2 separate regions of the Homo sapiens genome follow, and region 2 is linked to region 1. The links are chromatin contacts, found by Hi-C in ENCODE. All regions are on one chromosome and are shown on one strand. The core of a region is the stretch at or near the end of the contact, and the rest is flanking DNA. Distances in the headings are between cores, read along the strand shown. Region 1 holds the start of STK32C (serine/threonine kinase 32C). Region 2 overlaps INPP5A (inositol polyphosphate-5-phosphatase A).

The links. A loop is a pair of places that touch in the nucleus more often than their neighbours do. Pooled maps may share reads with other maps.
Region 2: a loop to region 1 is called in a map of ascending aorta, with 3 times the contacts of the local background. The contact joins the enhancer-like site here to the promoter of STK32C in region 1. A Hi-C loop is called at or near these places in 1 of 168 maps with a recorded cell type or tissue (ascending aorta), 1 of 37 single-sample maps with no recorded cell type and 7 of 50 pooled maps.

The regions. Positions count from the first base shown.
Region 1 is chr10:132,303,634-132,311,581 of GRCh38, reverse strand. It overlaps STK32C (serine/threonine kinase 32C), which reads left to right and starts at 3,632. Exons shown (of 12, transcript NM_173575.4): 1 at 3,632-4,010. The coding sequence starts at 3,749. RefSeq lists enhancers at 1-177, 1,819-2,361, 2,362-2,906 and a silencer at 3,159-3,808.
Region 2 is chr10:132,628,030-132,635,977 of GRCh38, reverse strand. All of the region lies in intron 2 of INPP5A (inositol polyphosphate-5-phosphatase A), which reads right to left. Among named protein-coding and RNA genes, the nearest start is that of INPP5A, 94 kb to the right of the region's middle. RefSeq lists enhancers at 1,156-1,665, 2,670-7,453. Within about 2 kb of position 4,362, at least 25 of the 41 ENCODE cell types and tissues checked have a DNase peak (open chromatin) inside an H3K27ac peak, as active enhancers do; they include ascending aorta, where a contact is called at or near this core.

The DNA.
Region 1 (7,948 bases), core at 2,383-4,882:
TCTCCGTCGCTGTGCTCCTTCCTGAGTCACCAGGTGGCCACATGACCTTTAAAATCAATACTGTCACCATAGCAACCAAGTGTCCCCACACGTGGGCTCCAAGGCCCTGGCCTTCCAAGAATCCTCAGTCCCAGGCCCCGCCAGGGCTGAATCTGAGGGCGCCACGGCCATCTGTCTTCCATTTCCCAGGAGGGAGGCTGTCCGTGGATTCTCCACATAGGTGGACACCAGCATCGGAGTCCCATGGGAGCCCATTTCCTGTTTTGGGGGTCAGTTCTGAGATGTGTTTTCCAGCAGGAAACAGCACACACGAATCGTGTGATCTGAGGAGATTTAATAAAAGGACTCTTAACAAAGGCGTGGGCAGAGCATGTGTTAATTTCATAATGATGACAGAAGATGAAGCACACATCTCGGTGTGACTGAGCTGTGTGCCAATTATGTGGCAACGGAGGACCCATGTCCAAGGCATGTCCCTCAGGAGGCGTGGCTTTATGGACGAATTATGAACAAATGCACATGAAGCCTGGTGTCAGGGACTGCACCTTGTCCCCCAAACCACCCCCAGCCCTTCAGCACATGCCACGGCCACTCACTTGCTGTCCTGCAGCATGGACCCTCCTGTCCTCCCGCACAAGCCGGTTTCTACCTTAGGGCCAGCTCCTGCTGTTGGAACCCGGACACCTGGCCTCCCTTGGGCTACTCGTTCATGCTCCGGCCTCAGCATCAAGGTCACCTGCTCAGAGACTCATGCTGGACTACCCAAGCTAAAGTGGTCCCACGATCATGCACGTGCTGCCCAGCCATGTGCCTTCCTGTGTGCTCCTGCGTGCTAGACGTCAGTGCACTGAATGCATTTATCTGTCACATTGTCACTTGGTCTCCTGTCATTGGAAGGGGCAGACACCATCGCTGCCCTAATGAAGTTGACGTTCCCGGGCAGCATGGGCACACAGGGGAACTCAGGAATTCTCTACTGGCCTCACTGCCCCTTCCCATCCACAGCTGACTCTGTCCCAGCCTCAGTCCCTCCCAGCATCCCCCTAGAACTTCAGAGCTACCTCCCATGAGGCACCAGGGGTTGGCATCCTCTTGGGGACAGCAGTTCCTGACCCCTCCTGTCTCATGCCTACACTGTGCACCTCTTAACGCTCAGTCTTGTGTTTGCCTGGACCCTGAGCCGTGGCTGGACAGTACAAGAGTTGCACCTGGACAGTACAAGAGTTGTGCCCTGAGCCCACAGGCCCCTCCAGGGCTGATCTGCACTGGCCAAATCTTAGGACCCGGCATTCTTTTGGGAGCTGCTGTTTCCCTACAGATCCTTCCTGTTTCCTGACTGAGAGGCAGGTGCCTGGCTTGGTGTTTGAGGCTCACAGCAAGGGTGAGGTTGGAGGGTCTCCTAGTTAAGTGTGCAGATGTCCCCATGAACCCCTCTGCCCCCCTGCACTCTTGTCTTCTGCAGGACTTGGTATCCCTAGGTCAAGAGCCCCTTTGGACCCTCAGACCAGAGGACTGTCCATCCCCAACTGCCCGGGCCGGGGAGGCGTCCTGGGCTCTGGCTGTATTCACATTCTCCCGCCTTTTGGGGTCCTGGTTACCTGCAGGTCCTCAGCCTCTCCAATCTTCAGAGTCAGCTTTCTACCTGCTGTCTGAAGTCTATTAACATGTCTTCCCTTCTCCTGTTCCCTCTTAGGTGGTGGTGGGGACGTTATATCTTTTATTCCTTTTCTGCCACTTTTAGGGGTCAGAGGGAGAGGAGGAGAGGCGATGATGTAAGTTCAGAGGCTGCGTGTTTTGGGAGGAGCCCTGGGGAGTCTGATGTGTGCACCGGGTACGCAGGGTTCCAGGCACTGCCCTGCCTTGGTACCTCCCCTTCCAAACGCTCCTTCACCACTCCTGCTGGGATGGGCACCGAGGGCTTCCTCTGAGGCAGGTGCTGAACCCACTGCCTTCTGCGTGCCTGCTGGAGAATGGCAACTTTGAGGGAGAGCAGGGAACAGAGCTTCGCAGCTGCAAGGGCTGAAAACTCGGCTCTGTGCACTGGAAGTTAGAGACCGATGCGTTTGTGCTAGCCAGGCAGGGAGAGCTGCGGTGGCTGGTTGGTCAGGTAACCTAGGTTATGCTGCCATAAAAATACCCTCTAAATCTCAGTAGTGAAATGCATGCCATGTGTCCTAAGCGGGTGCATGTCCAGGTGGGTGCATGTCCTAGGCGGGTGCATGTCCAGGCGGGTGCATGTCCAGGCGGGTGCATGTCCTAGGTAGATGGGCATGGTTCCATTCCTTATAGTCCCCAAGGGATGGGGGCTCCTGTTGGCCCAGAAGCCACACAGACTTCCCGTGCTCACATTTCATGCATCAGGCGGTTAGGGCGGGCGGCCACACTGAATGTCAAAGGCCGTGGGGAGGCAGGGCTCACAGTGGCTGAATGACAGGGTAGACAGTTGTGTGCGGTGGGAGGGACGGGAGCGGGAGACACTGGCCTTGGAGCCATGTTGGGGATCCGCTCATCGTCCGGGCGGGCAGCAGGAAATCCCATCTAGGATTTCACCGAGGAGGAAGAGACCCCGTCTTTGTGTCCTGGTTACAGGGCAGAACTTAAGGAGGTAAAGGCTTCCTAAAGTCAAACAGCCCGGTAGCAAAAACTGATTCTTCAGTGACAAGCGCCAGGGGCAGGCGGCGAGGCTCCATGCAGAGCCGCGCCTTCTCCAGGGCACTCCAAGGCGCCCAGCACTTTCCGCGCAAGGTCGCGCCTGGCCCTGCGCAGGGGCAGAGGTGCCCGGAGGTCAAGCCGCGCCCCAGGCCTCCGAAATACGCCGAGTGCCGAGGCCCCTGTCGCATCTGGACAAGGGGACCCTGGGCGACTCGGGCACGCGGTCTCAGGCCGGACGGGGGTCGCGAGGATGGCACGGGGGTGCCCGAGAGCGCGGGCGCACGTGCTCAGGGCTTAGCGCCCACCCCAGGCGCCCGCGTGTGCGCGCGCGCAGCCAGGCCCGCCCTGCCCCACCCCACCCTCTGGCGCAGCGCTTGGACTCAGCCTGCCGCCTCCTGACCGTGAGCCGGGCTCTGCCCGGCAGATTCCCGCCGCCCGCATCCCGGGCCTGCAGCCCGGCCTCACCCTGCGCAAAGCAGAAGGCTGGAGTTTAGGGCTCCCCGCACTGGGCGGCGGAAGCCCGCGCGCCGGCTGTTTTCACGAAGAAGGCAGGGGAGGGAGGCCCCCGGAGACCGCGAGAAGGTCCCGCCGCCGTGCCGGGCACAGCAGTCCCCGTGCCAGGGACGCCGACCTCCGGGGCCCCAGGATACCCGTGGGGACGCTCCCTGCCTCCCTCGCTCTCGTACCCGCCGTCTAGTCTGAGCCGTGGTCCCCGTGTCCCGGCGAACCACAGCCCCCATCCCTAGACTGGTGGCGGCCACCCACTCCCTAGCGACACTCCAGGCACTAGCCCCGCCCCTGCCCCGCCCCCGGCTCGGCCCCGCCCCTACCCTTCCCGAAGCTCCGCACCTGCCACGCCCCGGCGCTCAGCTCCGCCTCGACCCCTTCCAGGAGCTCCGCCCCGCCCCCGCCCCTTCCAGAAGCCCCGCCCCTGCCCCGCCCCCAGCGCTCGCAATCTACGGGGCGGGTTCCACCGCCCAGAAGAGCGCACGGCGGGCGCTGCCGGCCCCGAGCGCTCCCGCTACCACTGCCGCTCCCGGCCCTGCCGGCCGGCCATGCCCCGAGTTCCGGCTGCCGCGCGCACCCAGACCCGGCGATGAGGAGTGGCGCCGAGCGCAGGGGCAGCAGCGCCGCGGCGTCCCCGGGCTCGCCGCCCCCCGGCCGCGCGCGCCCCGCCGGCTCCGACGCGCCCTCGGCCCTGCCGCCGCCCGCTGCTGGCCAGCCCCGGGCCCGGGACTCGGGCGATGTCCGCTCGCAGCCGCGCCCCCTGTTTCAGTGGAGCAAGTGGAAGAAGAGGATGGGCTCGTCCATGTCGGCGGCCACCGCGCGGAGGCCGGTGTTTGACGACAAGGAGGACGGTGAGTGCGGGCACGGGGACGACGTGGGGGCCGCGCGCTATTGCAGGGGCGGGCGCGGCTGGGCGGCTTTTTCCCGCAGGGGTTCCCCCGGTGTCCGGGACGGCTTCCCGGGGCGCCCCGGCTTCCGGAGAAGCTCGCGCCGGGTGGCTGCGGCCCCACGCGAGTTCTGGGCGCCCGCCCGCGTCCTCCGTTTCTAGTGGCGGCGCCGCAGGAGGAGCAGGCTGGGCCCGGGCCCTCGGGGCGAGGGTCCCCCGCGGCTGTGGCGTCTCCGGGCTTGCGCGCGCCTCCGCCCACCGCCCGTGGCAGCCCTGCTTTCCGCTTTCCGTGATCCGCTCGGGCCCACGTGCGGGCTCGTTTGTACTTTGCAGTTAGAGAGGCGCTCACCTGTGCCGCCCGAGTGCGAGTGAGGCTCCTGCCCCACAGGTGGCGGGGCCCGGCCGCTCAGAGGCTCAGTCTCCTTGGTGACCGCGCGGTGTCCATCCTCTGCTCACCCATGTGCGCTGGAGGCAGGGCCAGGCCGTTGTGCAAAGACCTGCCCTGCCAGGAACGAGTGCGCTGCTGAGTCCTGTAGATAAAGCCGCCAACCCCGGGGACTGGTGTCTCCTGAGTGACCGTGCAGCCGTGGGCGCCATAGAAAGCAGAGAAGGCAGGTGAGGTGACATGGGACAGGCCTGCAGGGACACCTCCCGGGGTGCCAGGGGGCCCCGGGGACCCCCGAATTATCACCTGCAGGGAGATGTGGTGCCGCGTCTGCCTGTGGGCACTGTAATACAGTCACATGCAGACATACAGCTCTTTTCTACAGGTAACATGCAAATCATTTAAAATCGTACATTGATGACACATTTCATGTTTTTTGACATTTTCTTAAAATACTTGAAATGTGCATTTTTCATTTATAGATAGCGTGCAGAGGTATGATGGATCCTTCAAAATTTTAGAGCCCAGCGCTCAGGAGCCAGGCTATTTACTTGCGATAAATAATTTAAGCATTATGGGAAATTACAGTAATACGACCTCAGGCCGGCGTTGGTGAGTGTGGGGCCGTGCACCGCCGTTCCTCCGGGAGACGGCACCGGGGATTCATGGTGTGCTGCCTAGAAGGAGGGCTGAAGGCCCAGCCACACCAGGCCCCACACGCTCCAGGGTGGCCCGTCACTGTGTCCTGAACTTCGGGACAGCAGAACTCACGATGGTGAATGTTTGAGAAATGTTTTTGTTTTTAACATAAATATTCAAAGTAAAGAAAGCCCAGAGTGAACTAGGAGCTGATCAGGAGGCAGATTTGCCTCTCGTTTCTGGCTGCGGGTTGAGAGAACGTCTGAGAAACGCATCTGGTTTAGCACTTGCTGGTGTCAGCCAAGAGCTGGCTGCTCTTCTGGGTCTCGGCACCGTGCTCTCCGGGGGTGGGAGTGGAGACAGTGGTGTGGCACTGGGCTGCCTTCAGCTTTGTAGGGTAGACTTCCCTGTGTGTTCACAGTGTGTTATGTCACAGAATTCAAGGATCACTAGAAAGGCAAAAAGAGCAAGCACAGAGTCTGTCTGTGGGGCTCACGGTCTGACTTGGGAATTCTTTCACATCCCCAGCATCACCGTATTTGCCTGTAGTAGGACGGCAGAGATTCGGCTGACGGTGTCCCACGGATGCTGCTGGCTCCGTATGGCTTGGTATGCAGCCACATCCCCAAACTGAGCACCCGCCGGGACTCAGCTGGGCTTTGTGTGGTGAAATCAGGAGGGCAAGACTAGGCCCTGGCCCGAATAGCAGAGGACATCTCTGGGCGGTGACCGCTTCCCTCCGCTTCTTCCTGTCACTGGCAGGGCACAGACAACTTGGGAGTCATAGCACAGGGTTTGCAGAAGAATGTTCTGCACCTCTGAGTGTGGATGCCGGGGACTCGTGTTGGTGGAAGGGATTCAGTTTGGAAGGAGAAAGGAGAGTCTTTTAGGAAGGGACTGTTGCCCCTGAGTCCCACCCCTTTCAGGTTGGTGCAGTCATTTGCCTGGTACTTTCGTGGCCCCGTGGCAGCACTGGCTTAAGGAGGCCCTGGTGCTGTGTTGGTGTCTCGAGTTTACTGAATCTGCACGGTTGCTATGGCAATGCTAGACCTTCCGATGAATTTTTTAGATTAAAACACCTAATTAATATATCAAATTTAGTATGCAGAGAAAAGGAAAAAAGAAATTAAGAGTGCTGTTTAACAAAGTGCCAGGTAAATTTCAACTGATAGGCATAGTTGCGACATATAAGACTAAATGTCCTCTGTTCCTTTTAATCCTTGTGGACTCCAGAACCATTTTCCTAATTTGGCAGATATTTGGTGCATGTACAGAATTCTCTGCACGTCTTTGTCATGCCAGAACTGAGGGTCTCCAGTTTTCCTTCCCCTCAGCCCCTCACATGCTCCCATTCTATCCCTTCTCTGACTTCGGTGAAAAATTCATTTTTGGGGTTGAACTTGGTTAGGGGGTCTTTCTGCTGCTGCTCTGCACCAGAGCTGCATGGCGTTGGGCGAGCCCCTTCATTCCTCTCTGTCTTGGTGTCCTGGTGATACCAAGTGAACCTGAGAGGAGGCTCCGGTACCTTCCCGCTAAGCAGCTCTGCAACCTGGGGGGCGCTCGCCCGTCTCGGGGTCACAGCATTGAGTCTCCAGCCTGACGTGGCATTAGCCCGCCAGCAGGAAGTAGCTCCTCCCTGAGGGGCTTTGCCTTCATCTGGGGAAGGCTGGAGTGGACAGGCCCTTGCAGGCTGTGGACGGCCCGCCCTGGGCGCCGGGCCGGGCAGGCAGTGAGGCAGGACCAGGGGCCACCAGACTCCTCAAGTCATCTCTTAAAATTAGAAACACCTTTGTTTTTTCCTAATTATGAAAGCATTAAAATGTATGCATTTAAAAACATTCTATACTTTATGCCACGGTATCTGTAACTTCAGCATTGGGATCACGGTGTCACCTCCCAGCCTTTTTCTGGAAATACAGTCCCAGGTACAGCCGTGGAGAAACACTCTCTCTTTGTTAGCAGAAGTGGGATCCTGCTCTGCATGCCAATTTGCCGTAAGGTGCTTGTTGATTCAGCGATATGTTGCCAGCCTCTTCCAGACCTGAGGCATCATTTGTTGGCTGAATTTACAACAGTTCTCAGCCCCAGGCTGTGGACCCGAGTCATTCACTGGGCACTCTTAAAAAATGCAGATGCTCAAGCCCCACACCCGTGAACTGTGGGTGAACTGGGGGGGTTTGGTGGGTTGGGGGTGGGGCTCAGGGGCTCAGGCTTTTTTTTTAAGCCCCTCTTGAGTTTTACCAGCAGTCGAGGCTGAGATTCCCGACTCTGCAGTGCTCCCCTGAGCAGCTGTGACTTTCTCTGCTTACTTAGTTTCCTGTCACAGGACTGTGAGGTGTTTCTGTTTTATAAATATCATAAACGACGTATTGATGAACATCGTTGCAGATCTTTGTGCACTTGGCATTGTTTCCCTAGGATACATTTTTAGGAACGACATTGCTCAGGCAAAGGGGTCCGTGTGAAATACCTTAACACGTGTGGCCGCTCAATTGGTCCCTCTCTGAGCATTGTTTATGGGCCATGCTGTCGTGGGGTAACCGGGCAGAGGGGAAGCAGAGAGACTGACAAGACAGGGAGGCAGGAGCGAGTGCAGTGGGTGGCGGGAGGCACCTGCAGGGGAGAGAACCAGACCACCTGCTGCCAGCGGAGCTGGCGGGAAGGGAAAACCCATTTTCACTTGCTCCAGGAGCGGGAGGGTTTGATCGCCTTTTCCCCTGAATCCTCTCCAGCTTTGGGTATCAGCAATGTTTCTATTCTTTGCCAGTCTAAGAGATTAAAAGATGGCACTCATGCTTTGAGTTTCTTTGATTATCAATGAGGTTCATCATCTTTTTACCTTAAATGTTTAGAGCATTCAGCTCTAAACACATTTCACG
Region 2 (7,948 bases), core at 3,113-5,612, 320 kb before region 1:
GAGATAGGATTTCGCTCTGTCACCCAGGCTGAAGTGCTGTGGTGTGATCACAGCTCACTGCAGTCTCCACCTCCCAGGCTTCAGTTATCCTTCTGGCTTAGCCTCCAGCCTCCTGATGCTGGGACAACAGGTGTGCACCACCAAACCCAGCTAATTTTTTTTTTTTTTAAATCTTCGAGAGACAGGGATCTTGCTATGTTGCTCAGGCTGGTCTCAAACTCCTGGCCTCAAGCAACCCTCCCACCTCACCCTCCCAAGTAGCTTTAAAAATATCTTTAAAAAGGGCCGGGCGCAATGGCTCATGCGTGTAATCCCAGCACTTTGGGAGGCTGAGGAGGGCGGGTCACGAGGTCAGGAGATCGAGACCATCCTGGCTAACACAGTGAAACCCCATCTCTACTAAAAATACAAAAAATTAGCCGGGCATGGTGGCGGGCACCTGTAGTCCCAGCTACTCAGGAGGCTGAGGCAGGAGAATGGCATGAACCCGGGAGGCGGAGTTTGCAGTGAGCCAAGATCGCGCCACTGCACTCCAGCCTGGGCAACAGAGCGAGACTCCGTCTCAAAAAAAAAAAAAAAAAAAAAAAAAAATCTTTAAAAAGGCAAACAGCCAATAAAGAAATAAAAATGGAATGCCAAAAAAAATTAAATAATTCAAAAGACAGCAGGAATGAGGGGAAAAGGGTACAAAAACCAGTGTACAAACAGAAAAATAAAAAATGGCAGACCCCAATTCAACCACATCAACAGTTATAACAGGGTTAGTGGTCTAGACTGGCACTGTGTTATCTAGCTGTCACAAGTCAAATGTGGCTATTTAAAAGAAAACGAAATAAATGTTTAAAAACTGAGTTCTTTGACAGCACGAATCACATTTCAAATATGCGCCATCAAAAGCCACAGGTGGCCAGTGGCTGCCATTGTGAATGCCACAGACTGGAACTCTCATCAGGAAGTTCCGTCAGCTGAGGCTGTTCTGGACTTTCCAATTGCAAGGCTGGGAGCTACAGGGTGGATAAAAAACAAGACTGAAGGACACACTGCCTGTAAGAGACACACTTTCAGGATAAAGACACAAACAGACAGAGAGCAAACAGGAAAGCACACACCACACCAGCCATGAGCCTGGGAGGGCTGCGGTGAGCCAGGCAGGGCTGCCGGCCGAGAGCCTGGGAGGGCCACCGTGAGCCGCAGTGGCGGCAACATTCATTGGACCAAGGCTCCAGGAGACGAAGAAGAACATTCGTGATGACCGAGACAACTCTCAGGAAGACAGCACAACCACAAATGTGTATATGGCTAATAACAAAAAACACACTGGGCAGAGGTTGACAGAACAAAGGAGAAACAGACAATCCCACAACCACTGTAGGAGACTTTAGCGCCCTCCCTTGGCACTCAATGGATCTAGACCAACACACACAAGCAGTCAAGATGCAGGACACAGTCAAGCTCCGTGGTCCACTTGGCACGACAGAAAACCACATCTGACACCTGCAGAACACAGAATGCATACTCCTCTCCGTGGCACACTCACCAAGGGAGATGACACGCCTCTCCGGGGCACACCCAAGGGAGATGACATGCCTCTCTGGGGCACACCCACCAAGGGAGATGATACGCCTCTCCGGGGCACACCCACCAAGGGAGATGATACGCCTCTCCGGGGCACACCCACCAAGGGAGATGATACGCCTCTCCGGGGCACACCTGCCAAGGGAGATGACACGCCTCTCCGGGGCACACCCGCCAAGGGAGATGGCACTCCTAACTTCACGAAAGCTACAAAACAATTTCCATCAAAACATCAATTAATTGTAACACATGAACTGTAAAAAACAATTATGAGACAACTGAGAACATCTAAATCCTAACTGGATATTGAATAGGTTGGAATTACTGATCATCTTTTTAGATATAAAGCTACTGTGTAGGGTCTGTATTCTTTGAAATACCTACTGAAATAGTCACGAATGAAGTGATGCACTGTCTGGTTTTTGCTTCAAATGCTCAGGGGTGGGAAGAGCAGGTGGAGGGGTCTGAAGCAGAACTGGCCACGAGCTTCACAGCTGAGCGTGGGTGCTGGGCACGGAAAGGATTCTCTCCATGTTTATATGGGCTTGAAATCGTCACAATAAGTTTGCTGAACGTGCTCACTGTTTAACTAACTCTGTAGGAACAAAACCAGAAACCCAAAAAACACATTCCCTCCAGCCAGCAACACCCAAGGCAGGAGCCCTGGAGCTGCGCAAAGCCACCCCCAGGGCCTTCGAGTGAGTGCCTCTGAACAATGGAAAAATCATGACCTTCTCTGAGGTCTGTGATCTTTCCTGGTCTCATAATGGCAAGGCCAGGGAGAAAAGAGGGAATCTCTGTTTCTTACCAACGTCCTGCTTGGGGATTCAGCTTGAAAACACTTCTGTTTGCCAGCTCTGGAGGAGGTGCGGTGCCCAGGCTCAGACAGTACGAACCCACTCCACGCTTGGGCACCTGCAGTGGCCTCACCAGAGCCGACAGACACGCACATCAGAGACTTCGTTTTAAAACAGATTTAGTCACTGCACAAGGCGAGAAACTCAAAATAGCTCATTTGAAGAGGATGGGTTTTCGTGACCTACTATTGGACATTTTTGGCTAACAGAAAAAAAAATATTTCCTCTGCAAGTGAGTGAAGCTGCAGAATGTACCGGGTAAATGTAAATGCTTCACTGATGAGCAATGACTCCCAACAGCCAGGATTCAAGCACCTCGCCCACTAAAGGGAGCCAGGCAGGGGCTGAGGTCCGGGAGCTCACTACTGAAGCTGATGGGTGGCTAGCACCACCACAAAAGGCAGCCAGGGACAGGGCACCTTTGTTGCAATGTCTTTACCTGACCAAGTAAGCCAGCACCCAGGAGCCCCTGCCCTGGGGACAGAGGCCTCCTCCATGGGGAAGGGAGACAGAACCAGCCCCCCAACTCCCCAGGCAGTGGTGTGCTCGAAAGCTCTCAATACTAGCTCTCCAGGCGAGGCCCTGGGACTGCCCTTCCGAGGTGTGAATGCCCCGCCATGGCCAACGCTAAGCCACCGATGTGGCATCACTGAACCTGGGGTAGGAGAGGTGCTCGGCAAGGCACCATCATTCACACATCAAATACTGTGTGAGTATTTCCCTCACCCAGACACAGAGCTAAATAGTCAAGATCATACGTAACAGTACAATAATTAGGAAGGGATGAGTGTGGGGCATTTATTGCCTTTGGTTTTAATATATTTACTTTATTACAGGTTTATATAATTTGATTTTTAATAATGGCTGCATTTCACACCTGGCTCCCAAGTTCCTGATCAATTCAGTCAGTGCCCATGACAATCTGGGCGGGGTGCAGTGGTGGTGGGTGGAAGTGTGGGCTTTCCAGGAAGCACACCGGGCACGGGCTCCTGCTGGACCCCTTCCTGGCGGGAATTCTGGGGCCTGGTTCCTGCCTCTCAGAGGATCCACTTCGGCACATGCCTTCCTGAGACGGTCGCTGTGAGGTGTCAACAATGCTGGCATCCAGGCTCAGCACAGGCTGGACAGAGTGAGGTGACACCAGCCAGACACAGCTACTCACACCACAGGCGTTGGCCCGTGCCAGAGAGATACAGCCACAGGGGACACAGGCGCCCTGGCATCCGGGAGGACAGGGACACACACAGAGCTCTAGGCAGCTGCAGAAAGCCAAGCAGCTCCCCAGGGCTGGCCTGGGAGCCTCTGCAGCCTGCACGATCCTGGACAAAGATCCCTTCAACAAAACATATTGCTGGACCGCAGAGGATGGACAGGAAAGGCCACGCCACAGTGTCGGACAGCACGCTTGGGTCAGGCCTGGCTGGAAACACACTGCTGCAAAGCACAGATGTGACCGAGTGTCCCCAGGTTACCAGGCAGGGCTGTGAAGAGACACAACCCCCATGGGGGTGCACATCTCCACCCACGAGTCTGAGCTTCTGCTCAGCACTTCACGCCCTGAGTGACAATGACACTGGCATGCGTGACCTTGGAACTATCGGGGAAGTCACGGCCCAAAGCTGTGCATTTTCTTCACCAAAATTCTACAGTGAAAAAGCAGGTGCTCCTACCTTAAAGGAAAAAAGGGCAGTCAATAAAACCACATGGGTTGTTTTATTATAGTGTCCTTGAACTGGATGCTTCATAGGAAGGCCCAGGAAAAATATCTTGGAAAGGCATGGCAAGAAAAAGCACGTTCACCAGCCAAACAAGCAGCACCCTGCTTCTGCCGCGGAGCGGGGCCCAGCACGAAGGGCCCCTGGTTCCCAGGAAACAGGCAGCACAGGCCTGCCCAGGCCACGTCCATCGGCACGGCCAAGACTCGGTGTTAAAAATAGCAACAGCCAGGCCCTGTCAGGCGTTCTCCAAAGAGGAGTATCGGAGTGACCTAAAAAGGAATTACATCCTGCACAGCACCCCAGTGGAAGCCCCATGCCAAGATAAGGCGCGCAGAGGGACACGGGAATTTCTTGATAGAAAAAGGCCACAGTTACTTGCCAACGACGCCTGGAAAACACCCTGTTTAAAATCCCCGCTGCCCACCCTTGCCCTGGGTGGGGGCTCTCCTCTCCAGGTCCCTTCGGGGCTGGGCTGGGCTGCAACGGGTGCTGGGACCCCAGAAAGAGGCCTGTTTGTGACCAACCAGACCCAGGTTCCCACAGGCCCCTGGTCAGACAGCCTCCTCAAGGCGCAGCCGATGGGACCGGCCAGGGCACACGGAGCAGCTGTGTGGGCAGGGGCCTGTTCTTCTCTCCGCCCTGCACACAGGACACCATGAGTTTCCATGACCTCACCGCAGGCAGCCTGGCCAGCCTGTGTGATCTGGAGCTGCCTTTCCTTGGCCCTGCGTGGGGCTGGGCCACCATGGGGAGGGGTGTGGGACCCAGCAGGCCCCACCCAAGCACAGCCTAGAGGTTTTTTGGGGAGACTGTGGGTTCTACCACACTGACCACATGCAGCAGCCTTCCCCCCAGAGATAGGGCAAGTGACTTAAGCAAATCTGCAGATGGAGCCAGAAGCTGCTGCCGGAGACGCCACGGGCAGAGGTGGAAACGCAGGGCTCTAACCCGAACAAAGTCCGGGCTTGGGCCATCGAAGCTCCCACAAATCAGCTCTAGTTTAAGAAGCACGTCCCCCGCCGCCCCCGCCGCCTCCCGGCCCCCACCACCGCACAGGGCAGGGCAAGGTTAAGTCCAGGGTCATGGCAGGTGCGACCGAGGCCCCACCCGCCCCCCACCCTCATGGACACTTTCACTTCACTGATGCCTTCCCCTCATGGATGTCTTCCCCTCATGGATGTCTTCCCCTCATGGATGTCTTCCCCTCATGGATGTCTTCCCCTCATGGACGTCTTCCCCTCATGGACGTCTTCCTCTCATGGATGTCTTCCCCTCATGGACATCTTTCCCTCATGAAAGCCTTTCCCTCATGGATGCCTTTTCCTCAAGGATGGCCTCTCTTCATGTATGCCTTTCCCTAGAGCTTGCCTTCCCCTCAAGGACACCCTCCCCTCATGGGCACCTTTCCCTTATGGACACCATCTCCTCATAGACATCTTTTCCTCAAGGACACCTCCCCTCAAGGACGTCTTTCCCTCATGGAGGCCTTTCCCTAGAGGACACCCTCCCCTCACAGACACATATCCCTGGAGGATGCCTTCCCCTCAAGGATGCCTTCCCCTCATGGACGCCTTCCCCTCATGGACGTCTTCCCCTCATGGACAGCTTTCCCTCATGGACGCCTTCCCCTCATGGACACCTTACCCTCATGGACGCCTTTTCTTCATGGATGGCTTTCCCTCATAGACGCCTTTTCCTGGAGGACATCATCCCCTCATAGATGCCTTTCTGAAGGATGTCTTTCCCTAGAGGGTACCCTATCCTCGAGGACGCCCTCCTCCATGAACACCTTTCCCTCATGGATGCCACCTTCCCCTGGAGGATGCTTTTCCCTCGAGGATGACGTTCCCTCAAGAACGCTTTGCCCTCAAGAACACTCTCCCCTCAAGGACGCCCACCCTTCTTGGATGCCTTCCCCTTATGGACACTTTCCCCTTATGATTGTCTTTCCCTGGAGGGCAGCTTCCCCTGGAGGACACCCTGCCCTTGTGGACACCCCTCCCTCATGGATACCCTCCACTCATGGACCCTCCCTCATGGATGCCTTCCCTGGAGGACAGCTTCCCCGGAGGCCACCTGGCCATCGTGGATGCCATTCCCTTGTGGATACCCACCCCTCATGGATGCTCACGTGTGGAATGCATGTGGAGAACTGCCGCAGCACAGGGCTGTCCGCACAATGCAGAGGGAAGGGCCAAACCACGCAGCAGCAAGTGAACACTCATTCCACAGCCACTAGCACCAACCCTGGAGCCACACTGGAGACTTCCAGAAAAAGAGGGGACACAGAAGAACCTTCTGTTCAGGTCTCCCGTCGCCCCACAGCCAATCTTCCGCTATGCATGCAAATGTAACACAACTCCCTTCAAAGATGTACGATGAGATTTTTATCTTCAGCCACTTTCCTGAGTCACTGAAAGTTCATGAAGACACTGAACAGCTGCAGGGCCCTGGCTCGAGAGGATGGGGCCATTCGTCACCTGAAGTTGAGCAGGCGGGCAGCGCACTGCCCTACAACAGAGCTGGGGTTCCCTCACGTGGAGTCTGTGTTTCTGGAGCTCTTAGGAGGGGAGGGCTGGGGTCAGAGGGCAAGAGCAAGTTTGAGGCCACTGCTGTATAACACCAGGTAGCTTAAAGAGGAACCACCCATCTGCAGTGCTGGGGACACACGTCAGGCAGCCAAATGGACCCACCCTCGGCACCCAGAGGCCAAGAATGGGAATGCCAGGTGCTGCTTCAGCTGTAAGCAAGGAAGGGGCACTACCTGGCAGCCACCTCCCCTCGCTCCTGCCATCTGTGCGGCCACGGCTCAGGGTCAAACACACCCGGTTCTGAAGGCCACACAAAAACAGATAACATGTCTCATTAATAACTGTATACTGATTATATGTTGAAATGATAACATTCTAGATACACTGGGTGAAATAAAATATATTATTAAAATAATTTCACCTATTTCTTTTTGCTTTTTAAAATGTGACTCTTCAAACTTTGAAATGACATATGCACTTTACACACCATTTCTATTGGATGGGGCTGGGCTAGATTCTAAGAGAAGCTTTTGACCATCTTTCTATTGGAATTTTACATGTTCTCTTTCATTTATAAGAGTTCTTTATAAAAATTGTTAAACCAGCCTATTGTTGTTTTTAAAAATATATTCCCAGTCTGCCTTTTAATCACATTTAAACTCTAAGAGCCTAAGAAAAGTCCTGCCAGTTTTATTTACTCGAATCCATCAGTCTTTGCCTCTACAAATTCCTTCAACTATGTGGAGTTTAGAAAAGCCTTCCCCATCCGGAAAGGAAATAAACAGCCATGTTTCCTTCTACGTGTCCCCCACGCCACGCCCCCCCCCCCCCCCGCCACCAGAGCACATCTGGAGGGAGAGGGGGCGGCCACCATAGGGCACAGGGCTCCAGGCCCTCACAGCAGTTAGTGCTTCCTGAATGGTGCTGCCGGCCCGGTGGAATTCACTCTGTCACTCCTCACAGTCATTGCCAGCCATGGGTGCATGCTCACGAGGAAGCGGGGCACGGTGAGGTTACACAGCCCAGAAAGGGGAGCCTCCCATCAGTCTCCTCCCAGGGTCCACGATGGGCTCTCAGCCATGCCGGCCCTTACTGAGCTGGTAGGAATGGGCCTGAGCTGCGTCAGGCAGACAAGGATCACACTGTCTTCCAAAGGAGACCAGACCACTGGCAGGAGGTCTGCTTTTAGAATCTGGTTTGCGGTTAATTTCCACACTTGAGCCTAATCTAATGGTTGCTCTTCACCAAGAGTAGATCCGCAGCTGCT